Linked DNA regions of Homo sapiens: all the other regions are linked to region 1. The links are chromatin contacts, found by Hi-C or POLR2A ChIA-PET in ENCODE. All regions are on one chromosome and are shown on one strand. The core of a region is the stretch at or near the end of the contact, and the rest is flanking DNA. Distances in the headings are between cores, read along the strand shown.

Evidence for each region. A loop is a pair of places that touch in the nucleus more often than their neighbours do. ChIA-PET counts read pairs that join two places held with the same protein, here RNA polymerase II (POLR2A). Pooled maps may share reads with other maps.
Region 2: a loop to region 1 is called in a map with no recorded cell type, with 5 times the contacts of the local background. The contact joins two enhancer-like sites. A Hi-C loop is called at or near these places in 31 of 168 maps with a recorded cell type or tissue (B cell, CD4-positive, alpha-beta T cell, CD4-positive, alpha-beta memory T cell and 20 more), 20 of 37 single-sample maps with no recorded cell type and 34 of 50 pooled maps. POLR2A ChIA-PET finds 5 or more read pairs at or near these places in 3 of 52 experiments (PC-3, activated B cell and endothelial cell of umbilical vein).
Region 3: a pooled map shows a loop between it and region 1 (2.5-fold over the local background). The contact joins two enhancer-like sites. A Hi-C loop is called at or near these places in 2 of 37 single-sample maps with no recorded cell type and 4 of 50 pooled maps.

Annotation. Positions count from the first base shown.
Region 1 is chr18:57,648,113-57,652,030 of GRCh38, reverse strand. It overlaps ATP8B1 (ATPase phospholipid transporting 8B1), which reads left to right. Exons shown (of 28, transcript NM_001374385.1): 27 at 1,534-1,664; 28 at 3,319-3,918. The coding sequence ends at 3,543. The region is part of intron 2 of ATP8B1-AS1 (ATP8B1 antisense RNA 1); the gene reads right to left. Among named protein-coding and RNA genes, the nearest start is that of ATP8B1-AS1, 20 kb to the right of the region's middle. RefSeq lists an enhancer at 2,098-2,247. Within about 2 kb of position 2,095, at least 3 of the 41 ENCODE cell types and tissues checked have a DNase peak (open chromatin) inside an H3K27ac peak, as active enhancers do.
Region 2 is chr18:58,138,445-58,142,362 of GRCh38, reverse strand. The region is part of intron 1 of NEDD4L (NEDD4 like E3 ubiquitin protein ligase); the gene reads right to left. Among named protein-coding and RNA genes, the nearest start is that of NEDD4L, 96 kb to the right of the region's middle. Within about 2 kb of position 1,607, at least 2 of the 41 ENCODE cell types and tissues checked have a DNase peak (open chromatin) inside an H3K27ac peak, as active enhancers do.
Region 3 is chr18:58,089,613-58,093,530 of GRCh38, reverse strand. The region is part of intron 1 of NEDD4L (NEDD4 like E3 ubiquitin protein ligase); the gene reads right to left. Among named protein-coding and RNA genes, the nearest start is that of NEDD4L, 47 kb to the right of the region's middle. RefSeq lists enhancers at 2,188-2,337, 2,348-2,447. Within about 2 kb of position 2,075, at least 9 of the 41 ENCODE cell types and tissues checked have a DNase peak (open chromatin) inside an H3K27ac peak, as active enhancers do.

The DNA.
Region 1 (3,918 bases), core at 846-3,345:
GGTATTTCCAAATTCCAAAAATAAATGTACAGACAAATGTCATTAGTTTAGATTTTGACATAACTTCTGTTAAGTAATAAAATATACAAGGTGGAATGGCTGGGCACAGTGGCTCACACCTGTAATCCCAGCATTTTGGGAGGCCGAGGCAAGTGGATTGCTTGAGCCCAGCAGTTCAAGACCAGCCTGGACAACATGGCTAAACCCCATCTCTACAAAAAATACAAAAAAATTAGCCAGGCATGGTGGCACATGCCTGTAGTTCTAGCTACTGGAGAGGCTGAAGTGGGAGGATTGCTTGACCTGGGACGTTGAGGCTACAGTGAGTCGTGATGGCACTGCTGTACTCTAGCCCAGGTGACAGAGCGGGACCCTGTCTCAAAAAAAAAACAAAAAAAACAAAGCACAACAAAACAAATATATACAAATTATTATTGCTAGTGAAAATTAATGTCTTGTCTGGAAATTAAATGGTGATGGTGGGTTGAAAGGGCATAACATGATGGGAGGAAGACAAATTAAAATAGCTTTACAATAGCGCTGTACGTGTGTTGAATTAGATAACTTAAGACTTAAAAGGCTGGATAAAAGCCTATTCTTTCTTTCCCATAAAACCTAATACTGGGGCTAGATGTGGTAGCTCACGCCTGTAATCCCAGCACTTTGGGAGGCCAATATGGGTGGATCACTTGAGCTCAGGAGTTTGAGACCAGCCTGGGCAACATGGTGAAACCCCATCTCTACAAAAAATACAAAAATTAGCCAAGCGTGGTGGCGCACACCTGTAGTCCCAGCTATTCAGGAGGCTAAGGTAGGAGGACACCTGAGCCCAGGAGGTTGAGGCTGCAGTGAGCCATGATCACGCCACTGCACTCCAACGTGGGTAACAGAGTGAGACCCTATCTCAAAAAAAAGTCAGAAGTCTTGATCACCTAACTTTGCATTTTTAATCAATGCAATGTCAACAAATGTGCTTTTTTTCCTTATTTGCTCACTTATGTAAATTTGCCTTGTTTCAAATAATTTACCTTCCCAATTTTGCTTTGCTTAGTCTGATTTTAAAATGTCTGTTCTTTGAGCCATAATGGATATTTTGGGGAGGCCAATCCAGTTGTAAAACTTTACCATAAATGATCTATTTATAGATTATGAAATATTAACTATGTTCTTTTTTTTATTTTATTTTTTATTTTTGAGACAGAGTTTTGCTTTATCACCCAGGCTGGAGTGCGGTGGCACAATTTCGGCTCACTGCAACTTCCGCCTTCCGGGTTCAAGCAATTCTGCTGTCTCCTGAGTAGCTGGGACTACAGGTGCACACCACCATGCCCGGCTGATTTTTTGTATTTTAGTAGAGACGGGGTTTCACCATGTTGCCCAGGCTGGTCTCGAACTCCTGAGCTCTGGCAATCCACCCACCTTGGCCTCTCAAAGTGTTAGGATTACAGGCATGAGCCACCACACCTGGCGAAATATTAACTATGTTCTTAGGAAAAAAGAACCACAGTGATGCATTTGCCATGTTCTTTACAGGCACAGCTTCAAACGCTCTGAGACAGCCATACATTTGGTTAACTATCATCCTGGCTGTTGCTGTGTGCTTACTACCCGTCGTTGCCATTCGATTCCTGTCAATGACCATCTGGCCATCAGAAAGTGATAAGGTATAAAGAATATAGTCCTTTCCCAACTCTGTCCCTCACAGAAACCAAAGCGTTTCCCAACAGCACGTTTCCTGCAAAATTCTAAGCTCATGGGAAGTTTGGTAAGAATGATTTTTCATGATTGCTTCTCTTTAACTCTATCTCACAAATAAGTCTTTTGGAATTGGGAGTTTAGTGTGCTTGCTTTTTAATACAAAAATTACCAAACATAAACAAAAAAGGGAGAACAGAATGAGCCCCATATATCTATCTCCTCAGTTTAACAATTACAGTATTAACATTTTGTCATACAAATCAGATTGGGTTTTTTTTCTTTATTTAAGAAAAATGTCACCTTCTGTAGCAGGATCCTTTGAGCTACAAGGAACAGAAAGCTGTGACTCAAAACATCTCTACAGTAGTGCGTCATCATTAATCATTAGTAGGCTTCAGGCCCAGTTGATTGAGCAATTTAATGTTGTCAAGAAAGGATTGGGCTGGTTCTTGCCATCTCTTCTCTCAGAAACCTTCATTATTAGCTTCATATGGATGCTGGAAGATGGCCAGAGCAGTTCTGGGTATCACTTCCTGACCTATCAGTGTCGGGGGGAGATAAGAGCCTATTCTGTAGCTCCTTAGGGGCCGTGGAACTTCTCACCCAAGGGCCCCAGTACAGTGCCCTCAGGTCTCACGTGCCAAAATTAGGTCACTTGCCCATTCTGGACTAGTTTAGCAAGGGAAATCAACCTGCCCACCGCCCATGAGAAATGTGGCTGTGAGGGGTTGGGGGGGGCAATCTGAATACAATCAATTTCCATTAGAAAGAAGGAGAGAGTAGAGGCTACTGAGGCAACCTTCAGTATCCCTCGGGTCTCCCTTTTGCAGTGCCAACAGTATGCAGTAACAACCCAGGAAAGAGGCCCTACTGAATTTTCTCTTTGACTGTACCCATCTGGTCTGAACTAGAAAAGGGCACTAGCTTCAGAGGAGTGGGAATCTTGGCTTTGCATTTTCTAGCTGTGTGACCTTGGAAAAGTTAAATAACCTTCCCTTGGCTTCAATATATATCTCCAGGTAGGTAGGTAGGTAGATCGATTGATCAATCAATCTATGTATAGATATAGAGAGATGGATATAGATTTATATCATCATATATATATGTCGATATAGATAGATAGATAGATAGATAGATAGATATAGCCAAGCACTGTGGTTCATGCCTGTAATCCCAGAACTTTTGGAGGCCGAGGCAGGCAGATCACTTGAGGTCAGGACCAGCCTGGCCAACATGGTGAAATTCTGTCTCCACTAAAAATACAAAAATTAGACGGGTGTGGCAGTGCGTGCCTGTAACCCCAGTTACTCAGGAGGCTGAGGCAGGAGGATCGCTTGAACCTGGGAGGCAGAGGTTGCAGTGAGCCAAGATCGTGCCATTGCACTCAAGTCTGGGTGACAGAGCGAGACTGTCTCAAAAACAAAAAAAAAGATATAGACACACATACACACACACACACACACACACACACACACACACAAGTGGGGACAGAACTGCCTGCATCAAAATGGGGCAGGTGTCAGGGGAGTTCATCAGTGTTCATTTCTGTCAACCGTCTGGCCAGGCCTCCTCCCTGGTGTGGATCTTATTTTCATCCCTCCCCATCTCTCCCCCTTGCAGATCCAGAAGCATCGCAAGCGGTTGAAGGCGGAGGAGCAGTGGCAGCGACGGCAGCAGGTGTTCCGCCGGGGCGTGTCAACGCGGCGCTCGGCCTACGCCTTCTCGCACCAGCGGGGCTACGCGGACCTCATCTCCTCCGGGCGCAGCATCCGCAAGAAGCGCTCGCCGCTTGATGCCATCGTGGCGGATGGCACCGCGGAGTACAGGCGCACCGGGGACAGCTGATCCCTTACCCCCAGGCTGGGATGCGGCCACAAAGCACGTCTATTTTTTTATGAAAGACTCTCAGGACTTTGTGTGTGTGTGTGAATTGCATTCATCACAAAGATATTGAAGACAATAAATAATCTTTATAACAAACTCCTTGGGTTGGACTATTAAACAATAGCAGAGCCAAGAAATAGGACTTTTAAAAGTCCTATTATTCGGCCGGGCGTGGTGGCTCAGGTCTGTAATCCCAGCACTTTAGGAGGCTGAGGAGGGGAGATCACCTGAGGCCAGGAGTTCGAGACCAGCCCAGCCAACATGGTGAAACCCTGTCTCTACCATAAATTAAAAATTAGCCGGGCTTGGTGGTGGGCACCCGTAATCCCACCTATT
Region 2 (3,918 bases), core at 358-2,857, 490 kb before region 1:
TTAGAAATTTTGGGGCTGGGCGCGGTGTGGTTCACGCCTGTAATCCCAGCACTTTGGGAGGTCGAGGCAGGTGGATCACGATGTCAAAAGATCGAGACCGTACGGGCTAACACAGTGAAATCCCGTCTCTACAAAAAATAAAAAAAAAATTAGCCGGGCGTGGTGGCGGGTGCCTGTAGTCCCAGCTACTCGGGAGGCTGAGGCAGGAGAATGGCGTGAACCCAGGAGGTGGAGCTTGCAGTGACCCCAGATCACGCCACTGCACTCCAGCCTGGGTGACAGAGCGAGACTCTGTCTCAAAAAAAAAAAAAAAAAAAAAAAAGAAAGAAATTTTGGAAGGCAGTGGGGTCGGGGGGGTGGGGTAGACAAAACCCACAGTGCCTGCTCCTTTACATTTCTCTGAAGTTTGCCATGACCCTAAGCTCCTACTTGGCTTTCACAAAACAGCGTTGTTTTCACAGCTCCTGTGAGTTTCGTCAGACAGTAGCTGGGAATGCAAGAGCTGAGCCAGGCTTATGAACCACAGGCATGGATTCTAAGATTATTTCCCATTTTTAACTTGAAATGTAGAAATTGGAGACAGGCAAGGTATACTTTTCAAATATTCCTTTTAGCTACATTCAATGTAAATGAGACGCATGCACATATATAATACATGCATTCTTAACACTAGTCACATAACATATACGTACATGAAAATATTCATGACACTAGAGGGAAAAACAGAACTTCTTCATATGAATGATGAATTCCTGATTGTTTGTACACAATCCTGTACACAATCAGGAATTCAAGGCCTGCTTTCAGAATAGGAGTAGGAACGACTAGACCAGAGTAAACCATCAACACATAAAGTTTTTTTAAAAAAAACAAAAAAAACCCAAAAATTGTCTTTCAAAGGAATCAACATTTTGCCTTATTTCCATCCCAGCCCTGGTGATTAAAGGAATTTTGTTTGATTTTATTCTGTAACTCAAAATGACTTTTTTTAAATGTCATCCTAACAAACCATATGTGCCTGTCTGCAGTAACACTGTAGCAAGAGTTCATATTTTCTCTAATCTGAATAACTTATATTGTGTTACCCCATAGTTGCCTTGTGTAGGGACAATAAAAGGTGCTTTATCTACCACATCCCCCGCCAGGTAATGACCTCCAACACCAGTAAGGAGGGAGCTCTCCAACCCTGCTGATGGTTAACACGAACCAGGGCAGCCACCCCGTGCTGGGTGCCCATGGCGTGGCCAGCCCAGTGGAGCCACATCAGGAAGGTGTTATTAATATTATCCTCCCCTCCACCTGAGGACACTAAAACTCAGAGAAGAGAAACAGGCCTGGCGCTGGCTTCTGACTGGAGAGCTGGGTCTCAAACCCACGTCTGTCAACTCACAAAACCCCACCATCCCCCATCACTCTTATCAGAACCATATTATTGACAACGTGATAGTTATCGGAGCATAATGAAATCCTCAATGCTTCCCTCTAAGGCCTCTGATAATCTCAGAAAAATGAGCAACAACTCGGAGCAAATGCCACAAGGCCACTCCACTGGCTTTACCTCCAGCAGAGCCATAAGAGTGGCCAAGGCCGACACAAAGGTTTAATTCAGCAGCAGAACTCTGCCACCAACAGGACAGATGACACCAGAAAGGCACTCCTCCTCTGAGAGAAACACTGCAAATACACCACGTTATGGAAAGGAATCCTCCACTCAGAAATGGACAAAAGAATCCACTCATTACTATAAAGGAAGCAACCTGATTGGCATTTTCACAGCAGGCAGCACCAGTCTACATTTTTATAAAATGACAAGGGGACACACTATGTATTTCCTCGTGCTGGTGGCCCTTTGTGGGGCAAACAGAGGGCTAATCCTCCACTCAGAAATGGACAAAAGAATCCACTGATTACTATGAAGGAAGCAACCTGACTGGCATTTTCACAGCAGGCAGCACCAGTCTACATTTTTATAAAATGACAAGGGAACACATTATGTATTTCCTTGTGCTAGTGGCCCTTTGTGGGACAAACAGAGGGCTTCTATAAAGCTTAGGAAGTATGATTTTAATCACCGGGCAAATTCATAGGTGGAGGCTTGAGCATTTCCTTTATCTCTGTACCAGAATTTCCCAGGTATACACTCCCCAGCATGTCATCAGCCCAGCAGCTGCAAGACTGCACGCTCTGTCCTTAGCTAGATCGGGGCCCTCTGGGACTAGGTATAGGTATGTCATTGCTCCAGTCCCCTTCTGGATGTTCCAAATCTAGTCCAGGCCACAACACCTCTCCCCTGGATTCCCTGGGAAGCCCCCTAAATTTGGGTCCCTGCCTCTATTCTTGACCCTTCCAGTACAATGAGCACTGAACCAATGTCCATCAGCAATGCAAGCAAAATATAAATCTGATCAGGTCACATCCCTGCTTGAAATGCTAAGTCTAGGAGCCTTAACATAACCTACAAAGCCTCCATCTCACCTGCCTGACTCATCATCCTCGCCTCTCTCCACTCCTGCCTGCCCCCACCTGCTCAGCTGTAGCCACCCTCCCCTTTTAGGGGGTTCTACGGTGGTTTCCTGAGCTTCCTCCCTTTGGGAGGTTAGCAAAGATGAACACAGCTGATTCGAAGTCAGGCTCCTCAGGCACAGCTGCCTCTGCTCGGCCAGATTTCTATGGCTCTACCAGAATGAAGAGTGACTTTTGCTGTAATCATGTAACACAGACAAAAGACATCCTCCACCCTTCTTCTGTCCCTAACTACCAACACTGGAGTTAGGGGATTGTCAATTTTTACTTTGCTTTTTTCTGTATTTTGTTTGGTTATTTTTAACAAACACGCATTATTTTAAATATATTTTTCTGATTACAGAGTTGATAGAATGTTGATAGGATTATCAACATTCCTAATAATCCTAAAGTTGATAGGATTATCTTGATTGTATCAGCCCAATTTTTTTCCCTGCCAGCAAAACAGAGTTTTGGTTCATTAAGTATTACGTCTCCCAAAATATGTAACTGAGGGTACTGACAGAAATGTATCTGAGGGTCTCCTGTATGGGGCGGGGGTCGGGGGAGGGGTTGGGAGGGAAGAGACAGATAATAAGGAATCCTATTGTGGCCAAATTATCCTCTCCTCCCAAGTCCAGCCCTAGACTATGCATGCAGTCAAAGACTACAGAAAACAATCTCTCAGTTTTCTAACAGAATAACACAAGTTTAATCTGTATTGTTAAATGGCCAAGTATATTAAGTGATCAAAAATAAGTACAAGCATTTTCGTTTGAAGGATTATATCAGGTAAAATAAAGGCAAGGCACTGAGGACCCAGAATGTCCAGGCATGGGCCTTAGGCTGGATGATTCATCCAGGGTGGCTGAAATGAGCCAGCGTGGTCCCGGCAGGGCTCCAGGCATCCTGGTGATTGCCAGCCACACAGTGCCTAACCCTGTCAGGGACTGAATGTTTGCGTCCCCCTAAAATTCATGTGTTGAAATCCTAATCCCCAAGATGGCGGTATTGGAAGGTGGAGCCTTTACGAGGTGATCAGGTCATGAGGATGGCGCCCTTGTGAATGAAATTAGTACTCTTATAAAAGGCACAACAGAGCTTGCTTTCTCTCTCTCTCATCATGTAAGGATATAACAAGGTGACGGCCATCTGCAGACCAGGAAGCAGGTCCCCACCAGACCAGATATGCCAGTACTTTGATCATGGACTTCCCAGCCTCCAAAACTGTGAGCATTAAGTGTTTTTTGTTTAAGCCACCCAGCCTATGGTACTCTGTCACAGCACATGGAACTGACTAGGACACTGTCCCTCAGCCAAGGAGGGAAGAGGGACAGGTGAAGATGCTTACTTCCCACATTACTTCGTAATGTATCCAAAAACTAACTAAAATGGCTTGTCTTTCAGGCCATACCT
Region 3 (3,918 bases), core at 826-3,325, 440 kb before region 1:
AGATGTTTTATTTACCCCACCTAGAGACAACTCTAGCTCGCTACTCCTACTTTTCAAGAAAAACCTGTTAAACAGTATTCTCTGCTAGCCTAAGGGACAAATATAATTTTGAAATGTTATTACTAACCAACCATGATAGCTTGAGAGGCTGAATGAGAATGAGTGATTAGTACACTGTCTTGCGCAGTTCTTACCAAACATCTATCATTCAAGATGCCTGTGAAATGAGTACTTCTTGAAAAACTCCTATGTGAAATGCACCATGCTAGATGTCAAAAAAATTTAAAAATCAGTATATTTAGCAAAATCCATGCTCCCAAGAGCTCACAATCTACAAAAAGAACCTATTTCCATCACCATTTCATTGAAATGTCCTGTTGCCTAAGTGACACTCATATTACAAGCCCCTGGTCATTTACCTTAAAAAAGAATCTGTCCACATACTGCTGAAACATCAGTCAAGAGAGGGAATACTCCGTCCCTACTAAAAATACAAAAAAAAATTAGCCAGGTGTGGTGGCGGGCACCTGTAGTCCCAGCTACTCGGAAGGCTGAGGCAGGAGAATGGCGTGAACTTGGGAGGCGGAGCTTGCAGTGAGCCGAGATCATGCCACTGCACTCCAGCCTGGGGGACAGAGCGAGACTCCATCTCCAAAAAAAAAAACAAAAAAAAAAGAGAGAGAGGGAGTACATGGATTTTTTTTTTTTTTTTGGTACCAGGGAGAGAATTTTACCTTTTAATCTGTTAATCTTAAATTCCACATAAACTGAAATTTTGCTCATGTGCACCACATCTCAAGTGCTGTTGCCTTCATGCTCTTACACGAACTCTTCTAGATCAGAACATTCTCTTCTGCTTGTCTTCTCCTCCATAAGAGCAGGTGCAGAGCTGTGCTGAGTGGCTTGCAGAGCCAGTATGTGAATGGTGGTGATTCCTACTCATCTCCATTCACTCTAAGCAGTTTATCAAGATTCCTCATACAACTTTCGTACCTCCCAAATCAAAGTCTCATCAGAAATGCCCTGCCTAGTGCTCCTTCCCCACCCGTTCAGCATCTGTGATCTCTGCTCTGTCCCTTGGACGCCCTGGGCCTTGGCATACTGTGCCCGAGAACCGCTTCCACCCTCAATTCAAATGAGAGTTGCTGGGCAATCTTTCCTGCCTTCTACACACAATCCCCCACCCCAAATCCCAAATACACCCATGGGGATCTGAATGCAGCATGCCATCACCCATCTTATACGTAAAATGGGAAACAGAGCAAGACGTTCAGCTGGTGCATCTACACCTTTATCTCCGACGTTGCCAATTCCTCCAGCTAGCACCCAGATGAAAGGACCTCCCCCGAAGGGAGGATGCTGGTGGCAAGTCACAGGGCCTGCCCTGACTTCTGCCCCCTGCCATCCCCTCTTTTACTCACATCTGTAACTTGGTTCTTCCAAGATTTATTTACCTGGCTTGGAGTTGACACAAAGCTACAAAGAAAACCTAATATGTGGAATAACAGAGTCATGAGTTCCAGAGATGACACTTAATGGCTCAATGTGACATCCCTTACAAAAGCAAGAGTGATGGCCAGTGGGGAAGCAACACAGTTCCCAGGGCATGTAGTGGCTCAAGTCTTCTAAAAGCATGAAATGAGTCCCCTGTGGCATCTGGTTGCCAAAGGAGCTTCCACAGTCTCAGGCAATGTGAATAATGCTATTACATGTGCATTTACATTAAGACAAACTCTCATGCCACAGTGCAGATCACAGCAGTTAAGAAAGCAGGTTGAGGACTCCCACCTAAATGAAAACTCTGGCTTCTCCTTTTACTAGCTGCTAGAACATGGGCAAGCTATGAAACCTTTTTGAGAATCAAATGCCTCATCTATAAGATGGGGATAAAGCAAATACTTACTTACGCTCTAGGCTGCAGTGAAAATGAAATGAGTAAGTCCATGTAAAGCCCTGAGCAATGGTGCCAGGCACACAGGAAGCACTCAGTGAAGGGAGCAGGTACTGGTGACTCACCATTCTGCCAGCAGCCACTTTGCACTGGGCACCAGCACATACCAGCCCCCATCAGGAAATGTGCACAGTCCATCTCATCTTGTTTCATCTTCATTTTATTAATGAGGAACTGAGAGTCCAAGAAGGTTCAATCATTTGCTCAAGGACAAAGAAGTGCATATCAACTCAAGATCTGAGCGACTCCAAAGCCCAAGCTCTGTGCCCCCGATAACACTAAAGGGCTCTGGAACCTTCCCTCACTGTGCCAAATTCTGGTCACCACACTTTAGGAAAGGTACAGAGCAACTGGAACCTAGCCAGTGAAGAGCAAGTGCATGGTAGGTGGCAGCAGGAGGTCTGAGAAGAGTTGTTGTGGAAACACAGGCTCAACCTGGCTCTCTCTCAGCTTGCATGGTGGAAGGAAGGTTAGTGTGTGTAAAATGGACAAGAAGGCAGATTTCACCTCAAATTAAGGAAGGACATTTTAATCTCTGTTACTATTCCAAGGGTAGAAGTAAGGTGCTTCAGGAGGTAGTGAGTTCCCATCTGCAGGGATACTCAAACATCAGCTATAAGGTACTTCCTGGACAGGGGACCTGCTTGGTTGTTGGACTCAAAGACTTTTAGATTCTCATCCAAGCTAAGTCTACTATTTGAAGGTTGCTTTTGAAACAACATACTTCTATGAAAAAACTTCTACAGAAAGAACAAGCGACAAAGTCTGAAATCTCAAATGAAATAAAATAAATCACAGGTGTGGCCAGGTGCATTGGCTCGTGCCTGTAATCCCAGCACTTTGGGAGGCCAAGGTGGGTGGATCAATTGAGGTCAGGAATTCAAGTCCAGTCTGGCCAACATGGCGAATCCCCGCCTCTACTAAAAATACAAAAATTAGCCAGGCGTGGTGGTGCACACCTGCAGTCCCAGCTATTTGGGAGGCTGAGGCAGGAGAATCGCTTGAACCAGGAGGTGAAGGTTGCAGTGAGCCAAGATCGCACCGCTGCATTCCAGCCTGGGCAACAGAGTGAAACTCCGTTAAAAACAAATCATGGGTGTTATCTGGATAATATCACTGTGATGTGAAATGGTAATACACCGGAGAAAACGGAAGGAACCAACAAAAGCCCAGGAGTTCTCATACCAAAGAAAACAAGGAGGTTCTACCAGCTGCACTCAGATCTCATGGCCCAATGACAAAAACTTTTAAGGTCCCCCAAAGGCACATGTTAATTTACACTTATAGTAAAACCTCCTACTGGGTCCCTAAACTAGTCACATGTAGTTTCAACAAATCCATTCCCAAAGCAGTAAGCAAGACCGTAACACCAAAAGGAAGAATGAAGGTGAGGCTAACTAAGAACCACAGATAAAGCCCACCCTCTAAGAAAAGGAAGTTTGGGCTGGGCATGGTGGCTTATGCCGGTAATCCCAGCACTTTGGGAGGACGAGGTGAGCAGATCACGAGGTCAGGAGTTCGAGACCAGCCTGACCAACATGGTGAAACCCCGTCTCTACTAAAATTACAAAAATTAGCCGGGCGTGGTGGCACATACCTGTAATCCCAGCTACTCAGGAGGCTGAGGCAGGAGAGTCACTTGAGCTTGGGAGATGGAGGTTGCAGTGAGCTGAGATAGTGCCACTGCACTCCAGCCTGGGAAACAGAGTAAGACTCTGTCTCAAAAAAAAAAAAAAAAGGAAAAGGAAGTTTGGACACAGACACAGAATAAAGACCCCGTGAAGACACAGGGAGAAGATGACTGTCTGGGAGCCTCAGAGAAACCAACCCTCATGACGCCTTGATCTTAGGCTTCTGGCCTGTAGAACTGCCAGGAAAGAATATCTGCTTAGTTTAAGCCACAGCCCTAGCTGATGAACCCTTGCTCTCAATGGATGTAGCTCTCCCATTCACCTTTCACTTTTCTG